2 separate regions of the Mus musculus genome follow, and region 2 is linked to region 1. The links are chromatin contacts, found by Hi-C or POLR2A ChIA-PET in ENCODE. All regions are on one chromosome and are shown on one strand. Each heading gives the region's core, a stretch centred on a gene start or an enhancer-like site at or near the end of the contact. The rest is flanking DNA. Distances are from core to core; before and after follow the strand shown.

The links. A loop is a pair of places that touch in the nucleus more often than their neighbours do. ChIA-PET counts read pairs that join two places held with the same protein, here RNA polymerase II (POLR2A).
Region 2: POLR2A ChIA-PET joins it to region 1 with 10 read pairs in Patski. The contact joins the promoter of Plcg1 here to the promoter of Top1 in region 1. A Hi-C loop is called at or near these places in 1 of 37 maps with a recorded cell type or tissue (regulatory T cell). POLR2A ChIA-PET finds 5 or more read pairs at or near these places in 2 of 5 experiments (Patski and embryonic stem cell).

What each region holds. Positions count from the first base shown.
Region 1 is chr2:160,643,580-160,648,295 of GRCm38, reverse strand. Top1 (topoisomerase (DNA) I) reads right to left here and starts at 2,399. Exons shown (of 21, transcript NM_009408.2): 1 at 2,034-2,399; 2 at 1,664-1,688. The coding sequence starts at 2,066.
Region 2 is chr2:160,729,052-160,733,767 of GRCm38, reverse strand. It overlaps Plcg1 (phospholipase C, gamma 1), which reads right to left and starts at 2,458. Exons shown (of 34, transcript NM_021280.3): 1 at 2,424-2,458; 2 at 1,735-2,050. The coding sequence starts at 1,951. It overlaps Gm52567 (a long non-coding RNA gene), which reads left to right and starts at 3,021. Exons shown (of 2, transcript XR_003954082.1): 1 at 3,021-4,062.

The DNA.
Region 1 (4,716 bases), core at 1,150-3,649:
CAGATAAAATTAAGCCCTTTATGCTCCCAAAGCATTTTGGGTACACATACACTCCAACGCCTACCTTGTAATTAACTGATGTGACTCCCCCAATAGGCTGAGTTGAACAAAGACAGATGTGGTTGGTGACAGGTTCAATTCTAGCACAGTACCTGGCATATATTAGGTGCTCAAGAAAAGCTTTACCTAGACAGAGTCTCTAACTCAGTGTCATCTCTCTTTGGATGACCAACTTGGAAATATAAACATAAGGCTTTCAGTTGGGCAGGCCAGTACCATGGACTGCTGCACCAGAAAACCTACTCAATGGCTTCTCCCACTCAGTTCCCCAGAACCCAAACTAACTGAACACAATCGGACCCATAAGAATCTGTGGGAATTTCCAGCATACTACAATGGAATTGCTGGAAAATCCATTAAATGTGAGCTTCTTACTGGGGTGGTGGGAGACACCCACCAACATTCTTCCCTGGGTAACTTTAGTGGAAATATTTTGAAAACATGACTGGAAAGGGCTCAAGAGCCTAAGGATGTGAGGAAAGCCAGTTAACTCTTAATTCCTGAAAAAAATAGCAGCCCCTGAGAAGAATGAGGAAGAAGACAGGAGTCAGGGCTGGCCACTCTACTTCAATAAATAAAATCTTTTTTAAAACTCCCTATGACCCCAAAGAAAAGGCCAGCACACCATGTCTAAATGAGCAATTCAGCAACCTTTCGGAACAAGCACAATAAACTGTGTCTCAAAAATAACCCAAAAAACAAAAAACTCTACCTTGCCACAATAGGAAGTTCTGGTCACTAATACTTTTAATTTTTTTTAAAGAATATATGCTCAAGTCCAACACTCACACTAGATGACACACAGACAACCTGAAAACTTTTTTAAAGGGAGTTATCTTTGCAAACAGCACAACTTGGGAAAACAATCCCAAAATACAAAGAACTCCACAAAAGATGGCTTTAGTTTCAAGAACTGTAACTGCTATTATAAACATCTCACCATTTAAAAAATAAAAGGACTAAAAACAAAAAACAAAAGAAACAAAAAAAACCCATAAAACCCTTAGCTGCCTAAGGGAATCTTTCGTTCTGGAATCACAAAAATTAAAAAAGAAGAAGAAAGCAAGCAAACATGAAGCAGAAAGCAAGTAACTTCCAAAATAAAGTTCTATTAAGAAAAAATAAAAGATAATTCCGTCCCTAAGCCTTCCTTCTTTGGTGAGGTCTGTGATTTATATGGCTCTGCTCTGCAGAAAGCTCTTTCTGGACAGCTCAAGGAAGGAGCTGAGGGAGGGAGAGAAAGACACAGGCACAGAAAGGAGAGGAGAGAGAAAAAGAAAATGGCGCAGAGACTAAGTCCCGACCGTCGACAAGGCGACTTTCCCGGGAAGAATCCCGGCGGAGAAAGGCCGCCCGAGACCCAGCGACGGTCGACGCGGGGTCTCCGGTGCCCCCTCTGGAGAAGGCCGTGATCTGGGGGTGCTGAGACCCCGGGAAAGGGGGTCCAGAGGCGGCCCGATGGGAACAATGGGGCCGGTGAGCGAGGAGCCGGGACTTAGTCTCTGGGACGCCATGTCTGTCCTCTGCCCGGCTCCGGCCCGGCGCGGGGGAGGCAGGCAGCGGCGTGTGGGGACACTTGGGGCGGGGCGGGGGGCACACTCACCATTCAATCGGAAATCCGCTTCGATCTGAGGAAAGAAAAGGAGGGAAGATGAAACAACCGGCACATGAAGCCCCGGGGCGGCGGACGAGAGCGCGCGGCCGGGGGCCGGGGCTCGGGCCCACCCGGCGCCCCGGAACCCAGAGGCCCGCGAATGGCCTACCCGGGGCTGCCATCCCCCCACCAAACTCCAACTTGACGGCTCCGCCCGGGACCCGGCCATCCAAGCGACTCCAACCGGCCGCCCCTCATCGCAGACTCGGGCCTGTCAACCCGGCGCGGCCGGCTGGGGCTGGGACCGGGGCCCTGGCCGGGGCCGGAGCCGGCCCGGGCCCGAGCAGCTGGGGACGAGTCGGGGGCCGGCTGGTCGCACCTGGGAATCGTTGTGGAGATGGTCCCCGCTCATGTCGGCCGGCGTGCGAACGCTGCGGGCTCAGAGGCAGCGCGGGGGAAGAGAGGCGGACGGCAGGGACGGCCTGAACGGGCGGACGAAGCTCCTGAGAAGCACGAACAGACGGCGACAGCAGCCACCGGCCCGAGACTCCCGGGACAGTGGAGGAGGCAGCGGCGGTAGCGACGCGACTGACAGACTGCCGGGCGGGCGGACAGCGAGAACAGACCCCAGCAGTTGTGTAACAGCCTAAGTTCGCATTTCCCCTCACTGCGCCTGCGCGGCCGCTTTTAAATGGGACGTCGTCGTCGACGTCAGCGCTCGTGGAAAGAGGCTGAGGGTTGCGGCGGGTCTCTTAGAGGTCCGGGAGACAGAGCCGGTTTTGCCTCGCAAGTTCCGCCCCTTTATTAGCATACGGACTTAACTCCGCCCACTCTCTGCTTTCTGCCTTGCTACGGGACTGGCGTTCTCAGAGGCGGGACACCGGCTCTAGCAGCACGCAGGCGCAGCGTGGACACCGCCTCTGGACCTTGGACACCCGGGCGGCCACGTGGTAGGCCTTTAAAGGCCGCGGCGGGACCCAGCTAAGCTGGCCAGGGACCGTGTCTCCAGCTTCTGCATCTCTAGAGCCAGACAAGTTTGATCCGCACGTACCTTGGCTGCCCCGATCTTAGTTCACCAGCAGCCGTAAGGCATTTAGCTGGAGTCTCCTCACAGCCTTTGTCCAGACTTCTGGAATACTTCACATCCATTTATTTATTATTTATTCTTTTTTTTTGTAGGGGGGGGTGTTCGAGACAGGGTTTCTCTGTGTAGCCCTGACTGTCCTGGAACTCACTCAGTAGACCAGGCTGGCCTCGAACTCAGAAATCCTCCTGCCTCTGCCTCCCACGTGCTGGGATTGAAGGCGTGCGCCACCACCGCCCAGCACTTCACACCCATTTTTAAAAATTATTTTAATTTTTCAGTCAGGTTTAGCTCCAGTTTACAGTCATGTAGCCCTGTGTCACAAGTACCCTACTGCATTTGTTCTTTTTATAAACATTTATTAAGCGCCTACTGTGAGACAGGAATTAGTTTGATGTGAGAGGGCTAATATTCCAAATCAAAGGGAATTGGACCCCCAGGTAAATGGATCCTGGTTCTAACCAGGACTGTACCCTGAGAGAACTTTATTTAGGGAACACCATACTATAAGGTCTGCCCTGACTCCTCACAGTCCTGGGTGTGGACCATCGACCACTATCAAACTGTCTTGAGGGATTAATGACATTAGCAATTGGATTTGCAAGAACATCCCAGGCTGAATTCATCTCCAGTCTGGCTCAATCCCCCATATAAATAAATTCGGAAAATGTTCATAAACATTGAGTGATAAACACTTAGGGTTAATTCTTGTGAATATTTCAAAACTCAAGCCAGCTGGGCAGTGGTGGCATACGCCTTTAATCCCAACAGTTGAGAGGCAGAGGCAGGCGGATTTCTGAGTTCGAGGCCAGCCTGATCTACAGAGTGAGTTCCAGGACAACCAGGGCTACTTAGAGAAACTGTCCCGAAAAACCAAGCTTGAAGTGCTGCACGCCCCTTTCCGCATGCTGTACCCATGTGCCTCTCTCCTTTATAACAGTTATCACAGTTGTTAAGTTACCCATATGGGAGCTAGTGACTTCTTTTCTGTCTCCTTTATATAATTCGAGGTCAGTGAGGGTTAGGACCTCTCCATCTTGTTCAGCACTTAGCCCCCAGGAATCAACAGGTCCTCTGACAGAAGAGTCCAATCAACAAAGGCAAACACAACAATGCAGTGGCTAAGAGTCCACACTTGGAAGTCAACTGGCCTATTTTTCAATTCTGCTTTCCTAAGCAGAATTTTCCTATTCTTCCATGACCTTGAACAAGTTGTTTAACCACTCTGAGTCCCAGTTTCTTCATCTGGACAACGGGACAACAGCGATAATTGTGTTTAATAGACAATCCCAAACAAACAAAAAGACTTTGTTTAAGGGCCTGTAGATAATATGTATCATTTGATGTTTAGGTCTGCCTGATTCCAGCACTCTTTCTCCACAGCTGTATGCCAGAGCCAGTTTTGCCTGCATTAGTGTCTCCTCAATAGCCGCTTTCCCATGTCAAAAGCAATCCCAGGCCACCAAGCAAAGCATCTGCCTCCCACCCATTTACTGCAGTTAGGCTGAAATAATTCAGCCTTCAAGAAAAATAGTGCCTCTGCTTTAGCTTCCAGCCCCTGGTGACTTGGGATCATCGTCATTTGCTTTCCAGGTCCCTCCCAGGAAGACCAGCTAGTAGTCATGGAAACAGAATGCAGGCCCCAGGATGATGAATCAAAGGTGGTATCCTAGGCCCAATCATGGCCACCCAACATCCCACCATAGACTAAACGCCTCTATCTATGTTTGGCTAGTGATGTCCACATGGCCACTCTTTCTTCTCCAACCAATGATCCCACACATGGTCATAAGCACTTGAGAGGACTTTTGGCCCCACACAGACAGACTTTTACATTTTTTACTGCTTTATATCTATTTCAATGTGTATGACGGAAAACACTTAACTACCACATAAAACCCACAGTAATAACTGTTTAAGTTCAAGGGTTTTTTTTTAAGATGTTGGGTGATTAATTTTAAATAAAAATATTCAGCTG
Region 2 (4,716 bases), core at 1,209-3,708, 85 kb before region 1:
TTTTCTAACAGCCACATTAGACCTCCCTCAGAAGCCCCATCCCAGGGTCTAGGAGGACAAGCATCTACCATAGCTACTGCTACTAATAACTGGTTCTTAAACTTCTGTAACGTCTCTGCTCGCATCTATTACATATTTAGTTTGCTTACTTTACACCAACTATCTCACTTCCAAAAGTGACCATTTATAGTAAATATACTTCTTCTAACTTACAGAGGAACCGAGGCTCCGAGAGGGAAAGCACCTGGCTGGGTGACGTACAGCTAACACACTGGCTTCAAATACCATAGCTATCTTCCACTACTGGGCTACACACACGGTTTACAGTGCAGCTGTTACCAAGAGCTAGCTACCGGGGAACTAATGCCACCACTTAAACACAGGAAATACTACAAACGTAAAATGCCATGCCTGCAACCTGATGTCTGAGTGATGTCTCAGGACTACCGGAACTGTCTGCAGTTCCATCCCCCAACACTGAAAATCACTGAAATGTTCTTCCAGCGGAGGCCAGGGCTGATGGGCACTGGTGATGGTTAAGGGCCAATTCTGTCAGACCTGAAGTTTGTAGTTGAGGATGGCTGTCTTACCACAGAAACCTTCCTTCCTCCTCATCTCCTCACCCATCGACACACATGTACACCATCCCCAGGAAGATCTGTGGGACCTTCTCTCCGTTGTTACTTCCTGACACCACCCCCCCTTCTCTAACACAGACCTGGCTCTTAGGCTAGGTCCCTTCAACCATAGACTCTTTGGGGGTTCTTGTAAGAAACATCTCAAAGCCTGGAGTTGCAAAGACTCCTCATCCTGCCTCACACCGAGGAAAATGACTATCAGAAAGAGCCGAGGTTTCTCAAAACTCCTGACTTACTTCTCCCACCAGAGACTTGTGTGTAAACCCACCACACTCAGGTCTGGGAAGGCTACGACAGGAAACCAGAGGAGCAACTCTGGGCTACCCTGTGGTCACGAGAACATCCAACACAAAGGGCTGGACCTCAAAACCCAAGGCCAGGGAACCTTTCTGAATGCAAGCTCCTTGTTATATGCTGCAAGGGCAAAGGAGCCCTGGCTCTAGCTTTGGATGGCTGCCTAGCACCATGGACCTCCAAAATTCAGATCTGGGGCAAAAAAAAAAAAAAAAAAAAAAACCATCCACGGGACATGGGGAGGGGGAAGCAGTCACGGTTTTAGCTTTCATACCCCATCCTCCCAAAGAAGAGGGAGATGAGTAGGCCCGCTCTGCTCCACAACCAGCCCTACCCCAACATCTGCCTAAGTTCTACATGAGGATTCCAAAGGTTCTTGCGCCAATAAGCCCATCCCGGAGCTCTTAGGAGTTTTCACAGACAGCACACTCTGGAGAAATGGCAGTGGGCAGGAAGATCTTGTCGGTTCCCCAGGTTCTCAGGTTGGATGAGGGGGTCCCTGTCTTGGCTTCCCCTCACAGCCACTGACAGCCGCCCGATGCTAAGGGCCGGAATCCCACTCCACTTGTCCAACCAGTGAGGACTCTTAGGCCTCAGGGCAAAGTGCCTGGAACACTCCCCCCCTACTGGGGGAGGGGGTGTCCTATCAGGTGATCCAAGACCCGGATGCCCCCCTCCACCCGCCCCAGAGTGACCACCAGGGACTGGGCGGAGACGGGGCGCCAGGCGCGAGGCCCGAAAGTTTGCCCAAGTGTTTGGGAGGCGGGCAGGCGCGAGGCAGGCCGGAGTGGGGCGCACTTACTGGACCCCTCGATTTTGTCCGCGCCGCGGCTCCATGTGATCTGGCGCGTCTCCAACTTGACCTGGAAGGTCTTCCGTTCTGGCCGCTGCGACTTCTTGGAGTAGAACAAAGTCATGACGGTGCCCACCTCGAGGCTGCGGCAGAGGTGCAGCACCTCGGCTTCGGAGGGTGCGCCAGGCCCGCAGCCGTTGGCGCAGGGGGTCGCGACGCCCGCCATGCTGCAGCGACCTCGGCGACGCAAGCCGGCGGGCCCGGAGCGGCGGAGGCGGAGGCGGTGGCGGCGGCCGGGGAGGCGAGCGGGACCCGGTGGCAGCTCCTGCGGGCGGACGCGGGGCGGGGACTGAGCGCGGGGGCGGGGCGGGGTGAGGCTCCGCCCTCAGCGCGCCGGGAACAAAGACGCTCCTGGGGACGACCCCCGCCCACCGCCGCGCCTGCGCCCCGCAACCCGGGGCAGGCCGCAGCGGGCGGACCTGGACACCTCGGTTCGGCCGAGCTTTCCCCGCGCAGGCCTGACACAACGCGGGGCACGGCCGCCCGTCACGCACGCAACCCCGCCCACAGGCTGCGGCCCGTCGGTCCGACGCGCGCACGGGCCTCCGGCCCACACGGGACCCGCCGCGGCAGTGTGCACGCCTCCCAGGGAGCGAGGGGGCTGCGCGACCCCCAGCCCTCCCGCCGAACCCGGTTACCTGGCAAGGCTGCCGGGCGGAGGGAGCCGCGCCAGCCTGGCCTCCTCACACCCGCGGTGGCGGCGGGGGCGGGCCCTCCGCGCACCCTCTCCGGGGAGGGGCGCACTCGTGGATTGGCTAACAGGCCGTGAGTGACAGCACGCCTGCCACGCCCCCTCTGCGCAGACGTCTTTTGCAAGGGCTTGAGCAGACAGACGGGTTCTAGGGTGGCCTTGGAGTGTGGCCTCTGGGGAGGGGGCCACGCAGGTGTGGGCAGGGCCCTCAGACTCTCGGACGCGGGTCCGGTGGCCTTCGAGGCCTCTCGCGTGGTCCGCTGCCCTCCTCACGCTCCGCCCGCGCCCTACCTGCACTTAGTCTCCGAAGCTCTGGTTTGTCCTCTGCCTCATTTTCCTCTGGACTCAGTGCTGGGCCAGTTGCAGGGTGGCTTCCCCTCTGCGCAGACACAGGTGACCCCAATCCTGGGTCTCCCCTGACCTCCCGACCCAGGCATCTCGTCATCTGCGCCACAGCCTTGCTTGCCATCCTCATCACATGGCCCCTTTCACCCGCTACACCTTCTCTATATGGCAGTGAACTCCTGAATTTGGAAGACCCCACACCTTGCAAGAACCTTTTTTCTTCTCTCCCTCATCCCTAAGTAATCCACTGAGGCTCTTCCCTCCTGCCTTTGGGGCTCTCTCCACTCTACGCACGATCCTGAGGACCCCTCTTCTCTCTGTGTACACTATCCTCTTGGGTCTTGCCTGCATCTGAGCTTCAGAATTTACCACTAAAGCCTTTGAAATTGCGTACGTGAATTCCCACTGTGCTTCAAATCAGCACAGCTTCGTGGCCCAGCAGTCCTGTCTTGCCTTCCCCTATCTCTCCTGCTTCATCCCTCACCGCGGACTTTGCCTCTATTCTCCAGACATGACACCTGTCTGTGACTGTTAAATAACTTAAAATCAATCTTCCAAAAGCCGTTCTCTGAACAGCACGGGTAAACCCGAGGGCATCCCTTGATCCTGCCGTCTGGCCAATGATGAGCAGACAGTTAGTTGGACAGCTACCCTGCAGCTCTGGACAGCATCTGCATTTCAGAGGTGAGAAGTCCCACACAACATCCCCTTGCAGGAAAGCTCCCCTGGGATTCCTGAGACTAGAATTTGTGATGTATGGGTTTGGACAACCCACCCACCTGGGCCACCTTCGCTTTGCCAGGCAAATAGTGACAGATGCGCTATTTCCCTTGAGGGTGGTCTCAAGAACGTCCGAATTCTGTATACCACTGAGGAACTTTGTCCTGAGGGACTGGGGAGTTGAGATAGACTGACTGCCACCTAGTGACAGGCCTCTGATGTAGGCGGAAACTGGACTTGAGGTTGGCTTGCACAACTCATGATCCTAATTATCTTCTAATCAAGGTTTCAGAGCCCCGTGACTTGAAGTCAGGCTATGTAATAAGTGGGAAGCTGAGTGTCTGTGTTCCACAAGAGAGCCCACTGGGTGAGAGGTAATCCTGGTGGCCATTGGCTAGCTGGCCAATCATTAAGTAAGAGGAGCTGTGTCTTATGTCTGTAGGACTTCAAGAGAGGCCAAATGGTGTAAAGAGATGGACATATGTATTTTGAAGGGAAGGCTGGAGGAAAGTACTTTCCAGGTATGAATAACAGCATGTGCAAAGGCCCTGGGGTTTTTACTCAGTGGAGGGGAATGGCCAGCCAGGATGATTAGACAGAGAGGGCAGATGGAGCTGAACAGGGCCTTTCCCTGCCTGCCTGGTCTGGCCGGTTCTCTCAGGAGACACCCTCTTAAAATGTTGTAATCGTTGTTGAGCTTTCTGTGCCAACTCCAGCAGCCTAGAGGCTACAGTATGCTTTAAAATTCTATTTTCTGGGAGCTTCCTTGTGTTCAGCCCAAACCTTTTTTGCTTTTGTGTCTGTAACAAGACCCCACCCCCACCCCCAGGGGCTCCATGATTTTCTTCCAACAGCAATTTGTTTGCCAGGCCTATAATTGGGAAACAGGGCCTCATTTCCTCTTCCTAGCTTCCTAGGCCTTAGGTGTCTCCTTCTACCCAAGGAAGTTTGGGAAAAGTAGGGCACACACAGGGTGTAGCCAGTATGGGCTTCCCCCAGCTCAGCATATATAAGGATGTGTAGGTGTCACTGGTAATGTATATACATTTGTGCTGTCTGGGAGGTGCTCTAGCCCCCACACAAGGCACTTGCCTGTGACGTCACCCCGACTAGCCCAGATTGGGGCTTATTTCAGGCAACACTCATGCTTCAACCTTAGCTTATACCAAGCCTGT